Regions from separate parts of the Homo sapiens genome. Here all the other regions are linked to region 3. Evidence: chromatin loops called from intact Hi-C (ENCODE). Cell type or tissue: B cell. All regions are shown on one strand. Region 1 overlaps MEGF11 (multiple EGF like domains 11). Region 2 overlaps MEGF11 (multiple EGF like domains 11). Region 3 overlaps MEGF11 (multiple EGF like domains 11).

Evidence for each region. Hi-C counts contacts between places; a loop is a spot of excess contacts. Peaks named below come from ENCODE experiments on the same cell type or tissue, not always from the same donor. Only the 100,000 strongest peaks of a DNase experiment are listed, where the experiment ranks them.
Region 1: it touches region 3 in a loop (22-fold over the local background); 3 of 110 quality-filtered maps call a loop at or near these places.
Region 2: a loop joins it to region 3, with 4 times the contacts of the local background. A loop is called at or near these places in 3 of 110 quality-filtered maps.

What each region holds. Positions count from the first base shown.
Region 1 is chr15:65,899,695-65,904,694 of GRCh38, forward strand. All of the region lies in intron 24 of MEGF11 (multiple EGF like domains 11), which reads right to left. Among named protein-coding and RNA genes, the nearest start is that of RAB11A, 33 kb to the left of the region's middle. RefSeq lists enhancers at 2,663-2,882, 2,969-3,760 and a silencer at 2,802-2,966. In B cell, no CTCF peak of the experiment used is centred here; a DNase peak (open chromatin) is centred at 2,927; H3K27ac peaks cover 788 bases.
Region 2 is chr15:65,919,553-65,924,552 of GRCh38, forward strand. It overlaps MEGF11 (multiple EGF like domains 11), which reads right to left. Exons shown (of 26, transcript NM_001385028.1): 14 at 3,271-3,417; 15 at 2,786-2,920. Among named protein-coding and RNA genes, the nearest start is that of RAB11A, 53 kb to the left of the region's middle. RefSeq lists an enhancer at 2,238-2,807. In B cell, no CTCF peak of the experiment used is centred here; DNase peaks (open chromatin) are centred at 749 and 2,349; H3K4me3 peaks cover 846 bases; H3K27ac peaks cover 1,941 bases.
Region 3 is chr15:65,980,030-65,985,029 of GRCh38, forward strand. MEGF11 (multiple EGF like domains 11) reads right to left here. Exons shown (of 26, transcript NM_001385028.1): 6 at 2,213-2,459; 7 at 749-869. Among named protein-coding and RNA genes, the nearest start is that of MIR4311, 58 kb to the right of the region's middle. RefSeq lists enhancers at 281-781, 782-1,282, 2,073-2,573. In B cell, CTCF peaks have their summits at 1,033 (motif pointing right), 2,455 and 2,667; DNase peaks (open chromatin) are centred at 1,102 and 2,302; H3K4me3 peaks cover 1,215 bases; H3K27me3 peaks cover 2,396 bases.

The DNA.
Region 1 (5,000 bases), 80 kb before region 3:
CTAGCCTTTGGAAAGTTCCTGTTTTCTAGCAAGCCTGTAACGTGTTCTTGGGTTGCTTACCCCCCTGTTCTTGTCAATGCTAACTGAAACCTATTTCAGCAGTATCTTTCTGATACTAGAGCTCATGCTTCCTTTCCTGCCACCTCTCAGTTGTATAGTTGTACCATCCCCGAGACTTCAGAGTACAAAAGGATGCAGGCTGGTTTCCAAATATGAAATGAGGTACTGTAGTTTCACTGGAGGAAGATGGGTTCTTTAGTGACTGGGAGTTACGGAAGGAAAGGGGATTCCCTCTTTCAGCCTCTGTACCATTCTCTGTTTGGGGAAGATCACTGACTCCTGCAGATAGTCCCAGGCAAGGCAGGATTTGCCTGGAAAGAGCAGTAAACTCTAATCTAGCAGCTCTGACCTTCTTCTGTGAAGCTCTGCTAGACAAGGGATCTAGACACAAGCACTGAGCTGCTTGAGTTGATAGAAGTGATCTAAAAGGCGTCTCAGCACTAAATTTCTGTGAAAGGTAGCAGATGGTGAAATTCTTGGATGATCTGTCACTAGAACTACCACAGTTTACATTTTGGGCTGCTATTTATGCTGTCTCCAATTTGTGAGAGTAATGAAAATGGTAAAAAGTGAAAGTGATAATGTAACTCAATGGATGTCTTAGATGTACCTTGGGACCCTGAAAGCAGAACACTCCGTATGGCTGAAGTAGCTAGATGTGTGCCACCACAAGTAGTCTTATCTCCCATAAAAGGCAACTGGTTGGAAGAGTATTTACTTTTCTGTTAAAGTAGATGTCCATTCTGTTGATGTTTGTTTCAGCAGATAGTATTTCCTCAATCTTGTACAAAAATATGTTCAGCCATTAGTTCCTTCAAGTGTTCACACAACACTCTGTGGTATAGGTAGAGCAATAATTCTCTCTCTCCTTCTCCTCTCATTGCTTATTGAGGAAGTCATTGCTTATGAGATTTAGAGTGGAAATTGACTTCCTCAGGATCACACTGCTTATCACTAGCAGAGCAAACTCTGTAGAACCAGGCTCAGCATTTTCCATCACAATTTAGCCCAGAAGTAGAGAGGGATATTGGCTTTAGTCACGTCTTAAGATTGTGGCCTCTTTAGCATATGACTCTAGAGAGAAGGAGAAAACATCCTTGCGAGACACTGAACGATCTCAGCTAGCACCAGCAAGGCCTAAAGGGAGGCCAGATATAGGCCCAGATGCTGGTTGACTTTTATTTCAAATGCTGCACTAGTGCCCTGATTTCACTAAGTTACTTATTTGAGACACCTACCAACTTCATATATATTTTTATTAGATGTCGACAAGGATGGCACATCTGTGTATGGAGACCCCATGTGCACAGGTGACTTCATTTCTACATAGCTGCTTGGACCCTTGACTGTGACCTGCCCAAACCACATAAATTTGCCCCTTAGAGGGTACTTAGTTTTTTAGTACAAGGAAGTGGTGGTAAGTCCAAGAACCCCAGCATGGCCCATCTGTCCCACTTTGGGTTCTCTGAACTCACCAGCCAAGGAGTAAGGCAATAAGGCACAGAGCTTCTGGTTTGGAAGCTGAGGACTAGTAGTATTTAAAGAAAGGCTATTGCACCTGCCTCAACTGCATATTTTCTAACGTGATGAATAACCACTTTATGTAGCAATTATAGTCTTCATTCCAATTAGGTCATTTGAAACTTGTTACATAATGAATAGGGCTGTGCAGAAAGGACTATTACTACTTCAGAATGAGGAATCTGAAGCTCAGAAAATTTGCTAGTATAATTCCTAATGTTAGTAAGTAGTTGAACCCCTATTGTCTCTTAGTTGATACCAATCAAGATGTTTTCCCTCACTACGTGTCTTGTTATCCAGTGCTCCTGTCCTTATCTCTAAAGGCAAACTGTATCTGCAGCAGCTCCACCTTACTCTGAACTCACCAGTCAAGGAGTAAGGCAGTAAGGCACAGAGCTTCTGGTTTGGAAGCTGAGGACTAGTAGTATTTAAAGAAAAGCTATTGCAGCTGCCTCAACTGCATATTTTCTAACATGTGAGGAATAACCACTTTATGTAGCACGTATAGTCTTCATTCCAATTAGGTCATTTGAAACTTGTTACATCGTGAATAGGGCTGGGCAGAAAGGACTGTTGTTTCTACTTTAGAATGAGGAATCTGAAGCTCAGAAAATTTGCTAATATAATTCCTAATGTTAGTAAATAGTTTAGTCAGGACTCAACCCCTGTCTTCTCTTGATACCAATCAAGATGTTTTCCCTCACTACGTGTCTTGTTATCCAGGGCTCCTGTCCATATCTCTAAAGGCAAACTGTATCTGCAGCAGCTACACCTTACCCTTAACAAGGAATGTCTTTCATCTATGGGGCTAAGCCCAGCTGAGAGAAAAAGGCTAAGCTCTTAAGTTTTTTGTGGATATCCCATGACTGAGTTAGGGCAGTAGGAGAGCCTTGAAGTTCAATGCCTAAAAGAACCTCGGCCAGTTGATAGTGCCTCTTCTCATTTTCACCAGAAAAGTCGGGGCTACTTTAAAGTTTTGGGGAATCAATTGTTGGCTCTGGAGCAGGGGATGATCCTAAATGGATAAAAGAGAAGTTGATGTCTGTGGGGAGGGGCTAAGCTCAGGGGGAAGTATCTTCCATACAGGAGCAGAGGATGGAGCAGTGCATGTATGTGTTGGCTGGGTGGTGAGAAAAGGGTGTTGAATTATGGACTCTTCTGTACCCCATCTCTACTGGGACTGGAGAATGGGGAAGGGCTGGGCAAGCTGGAAACTCCACCTCAGGAAGCCACTTTGTTCTCCAGCTGAGTCATCCACCTGCCTGCAAGAGGGGAGGGCAGGGTTGAGTGGAAGAATAACCAGCTGCTCTTAGATACTTCCTCATCCTTTCATAGCCCCACCCCTGTCCCAGTCCCAGCCCTTCAGGGCATTTTGCAAAGAAAGAGGAAGCATCAACCCAGGCTACCCAAGCTCTGGGAGTCACTCCTCCAAGGCTTGTCATTTGCATCAGGATTGGCGGCTTGGTCCTGTAATGCCCTGGCATTTGGTCTCATCTGGTTCCTGCCTCCCCACATAGTCATACACTGTCAGAGACAGAGGGGGCTTCTGAGATGAACTAAACATTTTCATTTTATAAAGGGAGCATCAAATCTAGAGAGAGGCAGTGACTTTCCAGGGCCACCTTGTGTGTGGGATCTGAGCCCACCTTGGCTTCTAGGTGCATGCTAACCTCCACTAAGGCCCAACTTAACTGTCAGGGAAAAACCCAGGCACCGAATATCCATCTCTTGCTTCTTGGCTTGCTACTATTAATAGAAGGCCACACTGCCTCTTCTCTTCCTGGGCCATAAATTAGCATCCTTCTCTTGATTGAGAGATAGGAGGAGGAGGTCTTGGGGTCAGAACACTGGCTTTAAAAAGTAATCTTCAGGATGTCATTGGGCTCCTAACTACCTAAGAGCCCAAGTTTACGCAAAGACAGACTTGGAAGTTAGATGGGAACGAGCACACAGGTGGGGAAAGTGGCAGCAACAGTGGGCTCAAGGATTCCAGCATCATAAAGGCGATGGAGAATAGCAATTTGAAATGGCTGACAAGGAATTGAACACGAGGCAGTTTGTTGCAGAATCACTGTGCTAGGGGGAGAAGGGGAAATAGAAGGGTGTTGAGCAGTGTAAGTGGTCTCCCTTAACCTCCGGGATGACAGTGAGTGGAGTTCTTCAGTAAGTAACAGGGGAAAGGGCAGGCATTGACTAAGGCTTTTGGAATGTCAGAGCTTGAAAGGGCCTCAGAGATGCTGTTAGTACAGCCCCATCGTTTTATAGTGGAAGAAACCAAGACCCAGAAAACAGTGCTGTGACCTGGTCAGCACCATACAGCAAGAACTAGGACTACAACCCACATTCCTTAACTCCTAGGCTAGGGCTTTTTCCCACTGAGTTCAGAGAACACTGAGACTCTTAATTCTTAGTAGTTCTGATTTGGTTTGGCCCAGTAGTTTTAGGAACTAGTTTCATTTGTGCTAGACTAGCTTATTAAGTGTTTATTTCGGGGGGCGTTAGCCAATTAGTGGGATTTATTCCATGTTTTGGTAAGTATTGTTATAAAGTTCTGAACTGTGACATCATATTTTCCTCTTTTTCAGTTCTCTTATTCTGATGTATTGGTCCCCAACACCTGCTGGTACATTTGCTTACATAGCTCTCTTTTCTTTTTAAAGGATGATTGTAGCCAGAGTGGTAAAATAAGATCTGGCTGGCTGCCTGCTGAGCCCTCGCCTGCACTCAGAGGTCAGATATATGATTCTACACAATAGTAATGAAATGTATGCTGAGGCAGAGACACTGCTTTCCTGAGCTTTGTTTTACATGTATGATTGCGAATCTGAAAGTAACCACCCTAATCAATGTACAGGACAACACAGTGCATAGGAAAGTTGTGTGTTCAGTTATTGGGGTTTCTGGTCCTGAGTTTATTCATGCTTGAGTCATGCGTGTTCTTCAGCTAGAAAGGCCCTTAGAGAGCTTTCTGCCCAATCCTTATACCTTTTTGAGAAAGAAACTGAGGTGCCAGGTCATAGTCACGAAATAGAACTGTTCTTTGTTTTCAGCCTTACCTACTGTTCCTCATTTGGATGGTTTAAGTCAAAACACACAGAAAATTGCCAAAATAATGCTTCCAAGGGAGTAATGTCTGTTGGCTGGCTGGGGATGACCTTTTGTCCTCAGACAGTTCTCTTGGGCTGTGTATATCCTAACAAAGGCCGATAGTGACTCAGCCTTATCGCTGTCTTGTTCAGAATGCAGTACTTACCACCATCCCCTACCCTGAGCTCACCCCACATCTAATCATCTCCCCAAAAGGACTGTAGACGACTAGCTGTTCTTGGTTAGGGAATGGTTGTGTCTTGGTGTATGTAAAACTAGGTCTGAAAGACTAGAACGGTAATCAGGGACATCTGGGTCAGTCTAGACCAGTG
Region 2 (5,000 bases), 60 kb before region 3:
GACACAGACACGAAGTGTACACGTGGTGTTGGAAACATGGCACCGACAGGGCTTGCTTAAGGCAGAGTTGCCACAAACCTTTGGTTTTTTTGTTTCGAGACAGAGTCTCGCTACGTTGCCCAGGCCGGAGTGCAGTGGTGCAATCTCGGCTTACTGCAACCTTTTCCTCCCAGGTTCAAGCGATTCTCCTGCCTTAGCCTCCCCAGATAGGCACGCGCCACCATGTCCGGCTAATTTTTGTATTTTTAGTAGAAACAGGGTTTCACCATGTTGGCCAGGCTGGTCTCGAACTCCTGACCTCAAGCCTTGGCCTCCCAAAGTGCTGGGATTACAGATGTGAACCACTGCACCCGGCCAAACTTTTAATTTAAACAAAACAAAACAAAAAACAACAAGCAAAATGCAGTTTCTGTGAAGCACAATAAAACAAGGTATGCCTGTATTTAGTTCACTTACTCTTGGAATACTATTATATAGTCTCACTATTATGCCTTATCATTAACTCTGCTTTGTAGATGAGAAACTGAGGCAGGTTAAGTAACTTGCCCAAGGTCACACAACTAGGAAGTTGTACTGCTTGCTGGCTAAGTGCCTTTGAGCAAACTCTCTGTTTCCTCATCTTTGAGGTGGGAATGGGAACCCTCACCGACTGTCCTAGGACCATGGTTAGTAGCTGTGGCAGGCTGGCTGATTTGGGGCCCCATGCTTCCCCTGGCAGAAACCTTGGCTCCCTTCCAGGAAGTTCCAGTGCCAAGAGGGTGACATGCATCTCACCTGTTTGCAGCTCAGGCTCCAGCTTTTTGAAAAGCAGGCTGCCCAGCCTCTTCTTTCCTACCTCTGGGAGGTGCTTGATTTGGGGAACCCATCCCCAAGTCCTGGCCCTCTGTGGGGAGTAGGGTGCCAGAGCTGCTCCCCCTACCCTACCCCCAAAATGAACTCTGAGCTTCTCTAACAAGAGTCTTATCTTTGAAGTCTTTCTCACATACATGAGGCCAACAAATTTACCCACAGAACTGCTAATATGATCAATCTAATCCATTAATTGGTCGACTTCTTAGCTGAATCAAGAGTAAGGCAAAGAGAGGGGCAGTGGACAGAAGGGGGGCTGGTGAAAAGAAAACATCTGGTTATATTTAATCTGTGTTTAATGATTCTGCGTAAGCAGTGTCTGTAATTTGTAACTTGCTGGAAAGCCAGTCATTAGAAGGTGTCAGTTCAATTTTTTACAAGGTTTAAGACTTAACCAGGGCAGTTGCCATTAATAGCAAACTCCATTAGATCTATATGTGGGAAATACTCATTAGGCCAGTGGGCGATAAATCAGACAACGCAGCATCTGAGAGTTACTCCTCGGGCTGCATGGGTCCTAATTTAGACCTAGACTATCTGTATTGATGGCCTAGTCTCCTGTGTTTAATAAGTGAACCTCGACATGTCAGGTTATGATTAAACCATCCTAGGAGGGCTGCAAGTAAATGAAACTGTCACATATGTTTCTCTGGGGCTCAAACTTCTCATGACCTCAAAGCATCATGTAGTAAACTTTCTATTCATACATATTAACAGCCCACACACTTGCAAAAATAGCCCAGCTCAGCAGTGATTATTCATCAAAAGAATGGGTTCCCCTGGGAGGTAGTGAGCTCTCAGTCAACAGAAGTATTTAAGCAGAGTCCAGATGAGATTTCTTGCATAGATGACCTTGAAGTTGCTTTTAGCCCTAAGTTTAACTTACCCTAAGCTCCCTTCACTCCTTTCAGGTTAGAATGCAAGTTCTGTAACCTTGTGTTCAAACCTGTTCTGAAGGTCCCAGCCTACCTTCTGAGCCCCATTTCCCACCCCCAGCTACCATATCCATCAGCTGTTCCCTGTAGCATGCCCATGTCTCTGTGCTTTGCCCAAGCTGCTTCCTCTACACAGAATGCTTTTCTTCCTTTTCCACCTTTCAAGCTAAGGCCCAGCTGAAGTCCTGCATGGTCCATGGAGCCTTCACCCAAATCCACACTGTCTTGTCCTAAGAAAGCCAGGGATGGCAATAGGCAATGATGTGTGGAGGCAGCTCCTACCTTCTCACTGGTTGTTCAATATTTGGGAATTTTGTGAATGATGTTAAACCATTGGTACCTTAAAATCAGCCGTGGTAGGAATATTTATATTTTAAAAATCTGCAGATGTTACAGATCAGGGTTTTTCCCCCACAAAGAGCTGGTAGGGTGGAACACCAATGCAAATAAGCTTTATATCTCTTTTCAACTCCTGCTGAGTGGTAGCAGTTCTTGGAGTCGGTATTGTGAAGGATTCTGAGGTCAAGTCAGGAAAGCATATGGGGAGGGATTAGGGATGGTGGCCTGAATATGACGGGGAGAAGGGCTTGGAAGTTGCCATCTCCAGCCAGAGCCAGCTCCTCTGCACTCCCACAGCATTCTCTGCCTTTACCCTTGGCACTCGGCACAGACCACATGGTGCCACTTCTGATGCAGATCTCTGTGCTTGTTTCACTTTTCATCCCTTCAGCATGCATGTCGGAATCAGAATTTGTTTCTGCCACTTGCTAGCTGCGAAATCACAGACAAATCATTTCACTTCTGTGAGGCTGTTAACTGTGTTAGGGCCTTTGTCTCATGCCATGTGGGGCTCAATTCTCATAAAGGCAGCCCAAGTCCTGAAGAGGGAAGGAGCTACCTCCATAGCGTATGATGAAAATCCCCAAGCCCTTCCTTCCCTGCCACTTTCCTCCCAGAACCTCTCACCTCCCCACCCAGTACCTTCCCACTGGAGACAGTACCTTGGTTGCAGAGAGCTCCAGAGAATCCTGGGAGGCACTCACAGATGCCGCTGATGTGGTGGCAGGGCCTGCTGCTGTGCACGCAGAGGGGGCATGGCTGGGCGCAGCCGTGGCCATAGAACCCAGGGGGGCAGACTGAGGGTGAAGGGAAGATGGTGGTCAGCAGCCCAAGAGACCCCAGCCAGCCTAGCTACCCTTCCTGTTCCACACTTCTCAGAAACATGGGGAGACCTGCATCCTTCCCTCATCTTGGAGGGCGCATCCCTTTCTGCAGAGAAGAGCTGTGGTGTGGCCCTGTTTCCATTGAGTAGCTGGGCTGGGCCCCAAACCTGGGGACAGAACTGCAGAGGGAGAGACTAGAGGGAAGGAAGAGATGGGGGCTGATTCAAGAGCCCAGCCTCTCTCAGGCCATGGCTAGTTCCAACTGGAGAGGGCTAGGGAGGATTAGCCCTCTGAGCTCTTCGGGGTCAGGGGATTAGCCTTACTTCTCTGGCATAAGGGTCCTCGGAAGCCAGGGGCACACTCGCAGCTCCCATCCTCTGGGGAGCAGGAGCCTCCATTCTCACAGCTGCAGGAGACAGAGCAGTTGGGGCCCCAGCGGCCAGGTGGACACGTGCTGTCACAGCGGATGCCTGTGGGCCAGAGGCAGACTCGGGTCAGTGGTAAGAGAGGTGAGGATGAAGGGAAGAATGGAGGGAAGGGGGACAGTGCAGTATGAAGAGGTGGAGGCAAGCATAGTGCATCCAGGAATGTAGAGGAGAAACCCGGCTGAGGCTTGGCTGGTCATGGAGGATTTTCAGGAAGAAGTGATGTCCAGAGTTCTAAAAGTCGAGGAGGAATTGACCAAGCAAATGAAATTATATGTACAAAGAGCAGGAGGCAGGAGAAAGAATCATGTCTTGAAAGAAATTACAAATAGCAAGTGTGGCTGAACCACAAAGTGCAAAATGGGGTACGGCAAGAGATGAGATTGTGGGAGTAAGAAGGGACCAGATCACAAGGGCCTCTTCTGTATGGCATCCAAGAACAGGACCGGGAGGAACCAACTATGGGCAAGTAAGTGCCAGCTGGGAGTGAGCCATATGCCCACGCATGTTAGCCCAGGAGCCACTGGTGCTGCTGGGTCCCTGCCAACCCACCCAGGGAGGGGCTCAGAGAGTAGGTAGGATCTTTTCAGATTCTTCTGACCAGACTCCTCAGCGCAGTATGTGTATCATTCATGCATACATACAATAGAAACCAGTACTTTGCAAAAATTACATTTACTGTCACTATGTATGTTGGACTCTGATGTTTTCTCTGTACTATGATGTATTCGATTTCAGCTTTTAAAATGCTAGTTGTAACCCAACAATTTGATTTAATGACCCTCAGTTTGACAGAGGCTTATGGGGGAATGGATGGAATTTCTCAATAAGAAAAAGGAACAAAGTCTATAATAGTCTTTTTGGGCTCAGGTAGAGGAAATGTTTGTTAGGTTCCCTACAGCCTGAAGGTGAAGAAGGAATTTTAAAAGGCCTGAGGCTGGATGCCCCAGCTCTGGGGTAGGTTTTCTTCCCAGGCAGAAAGGCTTCCAGTCTGACATGCATTAGGGAAATGGAACATGTGAGCCCAGGAGATTGGCTTGGCTTCAGCAGGTGAATATCAGAGGCTCAGAGAGGGGCAGAATTAGCTGAAAAATCATGTCTGCCTTGTTATAAGGACAGTGATTGTGGGAAAGAGAAAGAAAGGAGAAAGACACTCATGCCCAGTGAACAGAGCCAGCCCTACCAGCAGCAGGAGAGCAGTGGGACCAATTTAGAGGCAGACTGGAATTGTACAAGCCCACCTGGGCTGGCGAGGAGAGGGGAGGGAGGGTGGAACCACCGGAGAGGGGAGAGGGAGGGAGATGCAACAGGCTTTACTCATCCTCCTGTTCCTCAGTCTAGCCCAGCATCTGTGCTCCCTCCCTGTAATGTCTCAGTTTTGCAGCAGGGTAGAGGCTTCAGATGCCACTCTCTGGGAAATGGTTGCGGGTGGGTAGGTGGGGTGTGGGTGGGGGGGGGGGCAAGTGGTTTCCTCCCCAGGGAATGGGATCTGGCAGCCATATTTGCCATATTTTACCCATTGACAGGGGTCTCTCCCAGTGGTGGTTCAGGTGCCCAAGAGGTGAACCCTGGACAGGCATCATAGATTGACTAGAGGGAGCTTGGGAAAGTGGAAACCATAAAACTGT
Region 3 (5,000 bases):
CACAGAATCAGAATGTGTGTGTGTGTGCAAGTGCAGGGGGCGAAGTTAGATAAATTCAGGTCATCCATACCTGCTGTTTCTCCTCCTTTCCCAGCCTTTTCTGCCACCTCTGGCCCAGGGCCTGTGGCAGCTCATGTGGGTGCTCACACCCAAAGACAAAGCTAATCTTACAAGAAGAATTCAATTTCTTTGCACACGAGAGACCACAGGCTCAGAGAGGTGAGTAACTTGCTTCAGACCACACAGCACTTAGAGATGGCAGACCTGGGATTCAAAGCTGTGTCCATGGCACCACTGGCAGCGTTTAGTGATGCCCTATGGCGATAAATAGGAGGGAGGGTATTCAGAGTGGGAGAAGAATTCAGCTTTTTTTTTTTTTTTTTTTTTTTTGTGAGACAGAGTCTCACTCTGTTGCCCAGGCTGGAGTGCAGCAAATTGATCTTGGCTGTGACCTCTGCCCCCTGGTTCAAGTTATTCTTGTGCCTCAGCCTCCCGAGTAGCTGAGATTACAGACGTATGACACAACGCCTGGCTAATTTTTGTATTTTTAGTAGAGATGGGGTTTCGCCATGTTGGCCAGGCTGGTCTCAAACTCCTGACCTCAAGTGATCTGCGGGCCTCGGCCTCCCAAAGTGCTGGGATTACAGTCACGAGTACCATGCCCGGCTAGTTTAGCCTTTTAAGGTATGTGTGAGTGATGAAGGCTCAGCCCTCCAGTGCCCCACCCAGATCCTTTGGGCCCACTTACCGTCCAGCCTGGGGGGCAGGCACACTCGCCAGTGATGTGGTGGCAGGTGCCCCCATTCTGACAGGGGCAGCGCAGCTCACAGTGAGCTCCATGGCTCCCAGGAGGGCACAGCTCCTCGCAGCTGCATGGAGAAGCAGAGGTGTTAGACACAGCAGCATTCAGATCAGGTGGCAGGGCCCCAGTGCTCCAGGGTTCCCTAGGAATTCCTCCGCAGTTAATGGATCTGTATTAGGCACAGCATCCGCTGAACTGCAGTCCTGCTCCCTGCCAGGAGGGGGAAGCAAGGCTCAGACTGAATACATTGGAATGTAGGGTGCTTGGGCCAATACTTGTGGGATGACTTAAGTGTTCTTAGTGTACAGAAGAGTATTCTGGGGAGGAGGCTGAGGAAGGCTTCCCAAGGAGGAAGGCATTTTACTTGGGCCTTAAAGGTGAAGTTAATTTAACCAGGAGAATGGAAGGAAGGGCATGCCAGGCCAAAGTCATTGCATTAATGAAGGCACTGAGAAGTGCTCATGGATCCCATCTTTAAGAATCCACCTAGATTCAGAGAGGGGAAGAATCTGGAGCACGTTCCTTCCAGGCTCAGGAAGGCTCCCAGCTCCCATGACAGGCTCATTTGCAGGGACTGGGTGCTGTTGAAGGGTGGGGCAGGATTTGCATGGGGTCTTGGTCTTGGGCCTTCATCCAATGGCCCTGGCCTCTAGCTCACTAGGACTTGGGAGCTGGCCAGACATCGGGGTAGGGAACACCCTCAATCAACAACGTCTCTGTGGTCAGAGTCCTTGGCCACCCCTCAGGATCTAGGCTGTTGGAGAGGCCACAGAGTCTGCTACAGGGTTGGGAGGAGAACTTCAATCTTGCCTCTGAGGGGGTCTCAGCTAAGCAGTCTTGTAGGTCTCCTGTCAATACTACTCTCTGGGGAACTGGAATGAGGGGCTGTTTGGTGTCTGGGGAGAGAAAGTAGGGGAGAGGAACAGGCAGAGTAATCCTCCCAAATCTGTACATGGTATCTGCCTAGGACCCTCACCTCTCTCTGTCCCAAATGCCCTAGAAGGGAAGGCCCCAGGTGAGCAGCATCATTTGGGTAAGGTCAGAAGAGACTTTCAAGATAAGGGCTGTCTCTGCCAGGAAGGGCCTCCTGGGAGGGTTTTAGGGAGTGCCCACTCGGGCAGTCTCAGGAAGGACCAGTCAACGCGGTCCTGGAAGGAAGGAATCTGAGACCTGCGTGGGTGAGGCCTGGGCATTTAGACTCACAGGAGATTTCACAGCCAAGACTATCCCTCCTGGTCCCACCACCCAGCCCACCCACAAGGAGCCCAGGGCTGGGCGTGCAGCTGCGGTGAGGGCAGCCACTCCAGGCCCCGCCCCAGCCCCTCCACCTCCTCTACCCTCCCCACCCAGGCACCCTCCAGGTCCCGCCCCTCCAGGTCCCGCCCCTCCAGGTCCTGCCGCATGACTCACTAGACGCCGGTGTAGCCAGGTGCGCAGAGGCACTCGCCGGCGCGGGGGTCGCAGCTGGCACCGTGTCGGCACTGGCACGGCAGCTGGCATCCCTTGCCGTGGGTGCCAGGTGCGCAGAGCTCCTCGCAGCGCCATCCACGGAAGCCGGCGGCGCACACGCAGGCGCCTGTGATGGGGTTACACAGGGCGCCGTTCTGGCACTGGCACCGGTTGCTGCAGTGGGGCCCCCAGTGGTCGCTGTCGCAGCCTGCAAGAGACGGGACAGTCAGGGATCAGGAGCCCCGAAGGCTCTCCTTGGGGCAGGGGCCAGGAACCGATGCCCATGCGGCCTTCCCATCTTTGCAGCGCTGCTCCCCGGACAGGTGGCAGCAAGGGGTGCCTGGAAGCTTTGGTGCCTCATAACCTGCATCAGTTCTTCCACCAAGCCATGCAAATAGTCGCACAGGCTAAGAAGGGCAGAGCGTTTGTTTCCTCAAGGCAGCTTCAGAACCTACCTCCTGGTCCGGCCATTCTCTTCCAACCAAATGGCTGCCCTAAGCCCCCCTCTCCTGTATTGAAATTCCGGAGCCACAAGCTGTTTACATCCCTCTTTGCTAAGCTCTTGGTTGGCTGCCTGTTTCTGTTCCTTTCTGCCGGGCCCTTTCTTTTCCCATCTGCCACCCCTCTCCTCTGTGACCCTACCCCTCTCTTCTTGGGACCTGCGGGACCCAGCCCATTCCAGCTCCCATTTCTCTATCTTTCCTGCCCGCTTCTCCCTCTTCCCCACACGCATTGGTTTTCTCACCATTTGCATTTCACTCACTCTCTGGGAATATTTCCTCTAACTCCCTGCCCCTCCCCTGGCTCCATCTCCCTGTCACCCTTTTCATCTCTTCCTCATGCTTCTTCCTTTCAGTAATGCCTACGCCCCCTGGTTGCTTCAGCTTCAGTTCAGTTTCATTACTTTCCAAGCAGCCAGCTTCAGAAGGAGCAGGAAAAAGAAAGGCTTCCCTGGGAAGTAACAGGCAGCCTTCAAGATCTTTACATGTAATTAAATGTTTCAAAGAGAGATAGCTGAGCCAGTGTTGCAGAAATTCACACTCTACGGCTATGGAAAGGGGCTGAGTAGCAGAGCCCCAGAGAGGTCACCAAGCCTGCTGCCACCTCCCACTCTGACCCTCCCCGATGCATATGGGACACACAATAACAAGATGTCCTCAGTTATAGCCTCATTCGCTCAAATTCTGGGGTGAAAGTAGGGTGTGGAGTTCAGGCATGGACAGGCACACATAATGTTCTGGGAGAAGTTGGATGGAAAGAATGATTGCTCCCAGCTAAGGAGACCAGGCAAGGCTTCTTAAAACAGAAGCCATCTCAAGTGGGCTGTAAAGGATGTCTCACTTGTCTGGCTAATAGGGTGAGCAACCATCTTGCTTTCAGCACTGAAAGTTCCACATTCTGGGAAATCCCTCAGTCCTGGGCAAACTGGAGTGGCCGGTCACCGAGATTATCTGTTGCTGTTTGTGCTCCAGGTTTCTAGGGTTTAGACACTCAGAGAGGAAAGGGGGCAGGTGAGTGGGACTGGGAAGGTGTCACTGGGGTAGACTCAATATAAGCAAAGATACAGTGGCGTTCAAGTGTTGGGCGTGTACAAGGGTACAAGGTTCCAGTGTGGCCAGTAAGTGCATGTGATCTTTGGGGGCTGAAGGTTGGTGGAAGGATCAGCCCCACCAGTCCCCGACATGTCCCTCCTACCTGCTGACCAAGGTCAAGCGGTCAATGTCATGGAGCCTGCCTATCATCCTGTAGCAGACAGAATCACCAAGGCCTGGAACTCCCATTACCCTATCTTGGTTCATCCCTTCTTCATCTGTGCCCCAAGTATTCACACACACACAAACTGAACTGCCAAGTTATGAGTGAGTCTCACCCTATATTTTCCACCTGCTATTACAGTGAGTAAAGCAAAAATTAAATCCATTTATGCTACAGCCTCCACTCACATTGAAAAAGGCTCACAGAAGGCTGGACACCGTGGCTCATACCTGTAATCCTAGCACTTTGGGAGGCCAAGGTGGGTGGATTGCTTGAGCTCAAGAGTTCAAGAACAGCCTGGGCAACACGGTGAAACCTCATCTCTACTAAAATACAAAAAATTAGACTGGCGTGGCAGCATGCGCCTGTAGTCCCAGCTACTTGGGAGGCTGAGTCAAGAGAATTGCTTGAACCCGGGAGGCAGAGGTTGCAGTGAGCTGAGATTGCACCACTGCACTCTAGCCTGGGCGATAGAGCAAGACTCCGTGTCAAAAAAAAAAAAAAAAAAAAAAAAAGGCTCACAGGACAGAGAGTGACTGAGTATCCAGCAGTCCAGCACCTCCTACCTCATCCTCTCTTTGGGACACACACTCAGTGAGCAGAAGGACTAGCAGAATTATCTATGGTACCATTTCTCTTTTAGTTGCCAAGCACACGTAGTTGAATTCACATAGCTTATTGTCCATATGTTGTGACTATTATGATAATGACAACCACATTTTACTTATTTATTTATTTATTTATTTATTTTGAGACAGAGTCTCGCTCTATTAGGCAGGATGGAGTACAGTGGTGTGATCTCGGCTCACTGCAACCTCTGTCTCCCGGGTTCAAGCAATTCTCCTGCCTCAGCCTCCCGAGTAGCTGGGATTACAGGCGCCTGCCACCACGCCTGGCTAATTTTTGTATTTTTAGTAGAGATGGGGTTTCACCATGTTGGCCGGGTTGGTCTCAAACTCTTGACCTCAGGTGATCCACCTGCCTCAGTCTCCCA